2 separate regions of the Homo sapiens genome follow, and region 2 is linked to region 1. A link is a loop called in an ENCODE intact Hi-C map of the cell type or tissue named here. Cell type or tissue: heart right ventricle. All regions are shown on one strand.

Region 1 (2,500 bases):
CCTTTCTGTATCCTTATGTTTTAGATATGCCTCATAAAAAGAATACATGTGTGTATAATGCATGTGTGTGCCTGTATGTAAATAAACACAGTTTGACACTCACTGTCTTTTCACTAGAGGAACTAGTCCATTGTTGATTACTGATATTTTGGGATGTCTACCATCTTATTTTATCTGTTTGTCTCAGATTTTCTGTGTTCATTTCCTTTTTCTTTTTTTCTTTTTTTTTTTTTCTTTTTTTCCAACTATTTTTTCTCTTTCTCTATTTTCCTCCCCTGAATGAAATTCCCATGAAAGATGCTAATGTACGTTTGGCAACTTCTTTAAAGATGCCTAACTCCCTATAGCCACAGTTTCTCTTTCACAAAGGCAAAACAATCAAACCTTTTTCTCAAAATTCATACTGGGACTATGTAATTCCACAAAAAATGCATTTTGGGGTGAAAAGCATTGGAAGAATATCTGAGCACAAATTATTTTATATAATTTGCAGTACGTGTATATCTCCTGAGTATTTTGAGATGGACTAGAGAAAAAGAAAGAGAGCAATATTTGAGTCGTTCATGAGGCTGAGAAAAAAATTATTTTCCCATTTATTAATGAATTGGGATAATGAAAAGCCTAATTTCAATCACTAGAAGAAAAGCAACATTAAATTTTCTTTACAGAAAACATATTTAGGCAATAGTTTAATAAATGAAATGCAATAAAATGGATCCAAGAAACTTCTCAATACCTTTAGAAATATTCCTTAGGCTTGGCAATGGTAACACAATAAAAGGAACCTATAAATTAGCTTTGTTCTTGCTTCGCCTATGTAAAGATCTTTCAATGATCTGTTGATCCTGAAGTGCAAATTATACACTCCCTCATTTATTAACTTCTCTCAATTTGAACATTTACCTGCCACTTTGCAACATTTCTCCAACTAGATAAAATATAAAATAATTTGTGCACCAATATTTATTCTTCCAGTGTTCAAATATCCTTCATTATTGAGGAAACATCATTTATCCTAAAAACTATGTATTTTTTGTCAATTCATTTAAAAAAATATATTATGTCAGACCTTCTACTCAGTCTGGCTTTTCAGTGGACTGCAAGCTGCTTCCAGCAGGGGGCAGTTTTAAGATTAATCCTACTCTTATTTACTATCGTGTTTCCATATATTAAAGTAATACAGAAAGCCATGCGCGGTAGCTCACGCCTGTATTCCCAACACTTTGGGAGGCAGAGGCAGGCGGATCAACTTCGAGACCAGCCTGGCCAATGCGGTGAAACCCCATCTCTACTAAAAATGCAAAATTACACACCTGTAGTCCTAGTTACTCTGGAGGCTGAGACATGAGAATTGCTTGAGCCTGGGAGGCAGAGGTTGCAGTGAGCCAAAATGACGCCACTGCACTCCAACCTGAGTAACAGAGCAAGACTGTCTCAAAAAAAAGTAATATACATAAATAACAAAATATTATATAGATATAGTAAGGATTTTAAAGTAGCATATCAGTTCTTAAAAGGGAAGGTGAATATGTAAGTATATTAAATGCTGATAATTATTATTGCTTCTGGATACATTTCAAAGTTTCTTTAGCATCCATTTCAAAGGTGGCTAGCTTTGTCGCTTTTAAAGAGAATTAGAATTGAGATTTTGCAAAATCACATCCCATTTGGTTCTTGGTATTAGCTTATTTTAAATGTATTTTAAACATTAAGAAAATACTAAAATTCCTATGTGAGATAGTTAAGAAATATTAACATTGAACACAATGGAAATTAAGGAAGAACTAATTAAGAAAGAATAGCTTATAAAATATTAGTACTTTGTAATTCTGTACATTAAACATTTTCCTTGCCCAAGGGAAAAGGCTCATGTATTATCCCTAGCCCCCCACAACGAATTCTTCCTAGTACCAACGCATCGTATGACAGAAGCTATCTTGCAAACAGTTACTTGATAATCATATCCTTCTTCCCATTTCCCTTCAAGATAATTTTTTTTTCAAATTCCAGAAATACACTGTAACTGAATGTAACATGCAGATGACAGCAATGGGTTATACGGCGCTCTCTCTCTCTCTCTTCCAAAATCCAATACCTGTGATAGGATTAAGAATTATAACAAAATGGCCAGGCACAGTGGCCCATTCATCCTAGCACTGTGGGATGCCAGGAACTTGAGACCAGCCTGGACAACACTGCAAGACCCCATCTCTACAAACAATTAAATAATTAGCCAGGCATGGTGGCATACGCTTGTAGTCTTATCTACTCGGTTGGCTAAGGTGGGAAGATTGCTTGAACCCAGGAGTTCGAGGCCGCAGTGAGCCACAATCTCACCACTGTACTCCAGCCTGGGCAACAGAGTGAGACCCTGTCTCTCTCTCTTAAAAAGAATTATACAAAAATGAAGCCATGCAAGAACCGATTAGCAAGCTTTTACTGAGTTTTGTGTTCTTTCTCTCTCCTCCACACCCATTTTCCCCTTGAAGTAGCATAAATA
Region 2 (2,500 bases), 89 kb after region 1:
AAGCAACATTCCAAAATCAGAATTTACAAGAGAAATATAGGCCAGAGAATACTTTTTGCTATCTTGTCAATAGTGTCTTCAATTTCCCAGAGGGTTTCAATGAAACTCTTTTAACTGGCTCACTTGCTTAGGGCATTGTCAATTACTCAATTTATAAAAAGTTAATTTACATCACCTATGAGTTAGGTTCAGACTACCTGGCACGGAATTTTGTACTTTCTAAAATGATTACCAAACATATATTCATTGTAGACTAAATAGGAAATATATATAGATAAAAATAATAATATCTTAGACAAGGTAGCATGAGAAAAAAATGAAAAAAATAACAATAACAACACCACCATAATAGAAAAGTCACTTTTAATTCTATAACCCAGAGATAATGACTATAAACATTTTGGTTCTTATTCCTGCAAACATTTTTCTGTCCATAAATTTACATATCAATGGAAATGTTAATTTACTTTATAAAAATAAGATTACCATCTGTTTTATAATCTGTTTTTTTACTTAACATATTGTGAGCACATTTCCCTGTCAGGCATACCTAATTTGTCATTTTTATTAAATGTCAAATAACTCATTATTTTTGGATGTGCCATATTTTATATCATTGCTTTGCTATTACTGGATATTTAGGCTGTTTCCTTTATTATTAATTTTTCATTTAACTTTATTTTAGAGTCGGGGTAAATGGGCAGGTGTGTTACATGGGTAAATTGTGTAATGCTGAGGTTTGGGTTTCTAGTGAACCCATCACCCAAATAAGTGAACACAGTACCCAATCGGTAATTTTTCAACTCTCACCCCCACCCCTCCCCGTTTTGGAGTCCCCCGTGTCTATTATGTTTCCTTTTAAAAAAACAATGCTGTGATTGAATAGCCTAGTGCACACATTTTTGTGCGTTTGTATGGATTAGTCCCTTGGGACAAATTCTTGTAAGTGGAATTGCTGGGTCAAAGTGTACTAGCATTTAAACCACACTATAGCAAGTCCCCAACACACCCTCCATCCATATTCCACCACTGAACACCAAGGAATGCTCTATGCTGGCCAATGCTGCAACCTCCTTCCCAGCATGTTCTCTTCCCAACCCCGCCTGGTTCCCCTCCCTGGTGAAATCCTGCCCATTCTTTAAGGCGGGGGACAGGCCCTAGGGAATCGGCAGTTAACAAGACAAACAGTCCTCACTGTCATATGTTCAGTCCATCTGGAAAGACAGATAATTAGCAAGCTGCCCCGCAGTGGCCAGAGCTGGCCGAGGCTTCCCCCTCAGGACACAGTCAGCAGTAACAGTGAAGTCAACCCTCCCCCCTGCCCTCTCCTAGATCGCGGGGCTTAGAGAGCTGAGGGCAGGTCTTCCCTGAGAAGGGGCAGTTGGCCAGGGACGGGAGAGGGCAGGAGGACCGAGAGGGAGGCCCACCAACTGAAATCACTATGGATAGCTGTCCTTAACTTCTCTCCCAACAAGGCTCAGCGCTGCCACAGAAGGGAAAGATGTGGAGCCAGGGGACCCCAGTCTAGTCCCAGCTCTGCCACAACCTCACCACACCTGAGATGTGTCCCCCACCTGGAAAAGGTCAGAGCTGGGAACTGATTCTGACTCACCCGATGAGCAGCAAGACAGAATAAAGCCACCTGCAGGCAGAACACGTCCTTCCTGTGGGATGACAGGATCTCAGAGCTAAAAGGCTCGCTGGAGACCTGCCCAGCCAGGGTTTCCCCAGCTGAGTTCCCAGAGATGCTAATGGGGTGCCAAGGCAAGAAAAGCACCATGTAGTTAAAGGCAATGCATCCTCTACCCACTGCTGGGAGGCCCCCAGAGCATGTTAGAGGCTCTCAGGGGAGTTTCTCCTTGTCTAACTCAGGTTCTCAAACTCATTTGGCTCTAGAACTCTTAACCTGGAATCCAGCCATCAGCATCTGGAGTAAACATCTATGACTCTCACTTGACTAACATTTTAATCCTTTCCTTTTCTTCTGATAAACGACACCCTGATTTTGCTGGGGAGGACTCTCCTCCGCCCCCTCCCCATTGGACACGGTCTTATTGGAACTGTCATTCCCAGTGCTCCATCCTCCCTAGACATCACGGCCCAAGTGTGACCCAAGCCAGGCAGCCCAGAATCTCTTTCTCTGGGATCCAGATCTTGGACTGAGAAACACAAAGGCTGAAGAAAGGTTGACTCCCTTCAGCCCAAGGTGAGGCCTGAGCAAATCATTAGTTGTCGCTCCTCAGGACCCTGGGGCCATCCTGGTTCCAGACCTCCTGGTTCCAGACCTTCCTGAAGCCAGGAACAGCCCAATTTTGCTTAAGAACTTGCTTCTGTTACTTGCAACTAAAAAGCTCAACAGAATCAGCACTTTGTGGAAAGCATTTTGGGACATGTTTATTATTAGCCCAACTTCTCATAAACATGAGCGAGGTTTTTTCTTCCCCCTTAGAGCCATGGCTTTGGTGGACAAAAAAGGCAATCTGCTTTTATTTTGTAAAAA

What was found. Hi-C counts contacts between places; a loop is a spot of excess contacts. Peaks named below come from ENCODE experiments on the same cell type or tissue, not always from the same donor. Only the 100,000 strongest peaks of a DNase experiment are listed, where the experiment ranks them.
Region 2: a loop joins it to region 1, with 2.1 times the contacts of the local background. A loop is called at or near these places in 4 of 110 quality-filtered maps.

What each region holds. Positions count from the first base shown.
Region 1 is chr1:24,525,988-24,528,487 of GRCh38, reverse strand. The region is part of intron 2 of RCAN3 (RCAN family member 3); the gene reads right to left. Among named protein-coding and RNA genes, the nearest start is that of RCAN3, 24 kb to the right of the region's middle. In heart right ventricle, a CTCF peak has its summit at 1,115 (motif pointing right); no DNase peak of the experiment used is centred here.
Region 2 is chr1:24,437,368-24,439,867 of GRCh38, reverse strand. All of the region lies in intron 2 of NIPAL3 (NIPA like domain containing 3), which reads right to left. Among named protein-coding and RNA genes, the nearest start is that of NIPAL3, 23 kb to the right of the region's middle. In heart right ventricle, a CTCF peak has its summit at 1,063; DNase peaks (open chromatin) are centred at 1,177, 1,667 and 2,157; H3K4me3 peaks cover 1,321 bases; H3K27ac peaks cover 1,538 bases.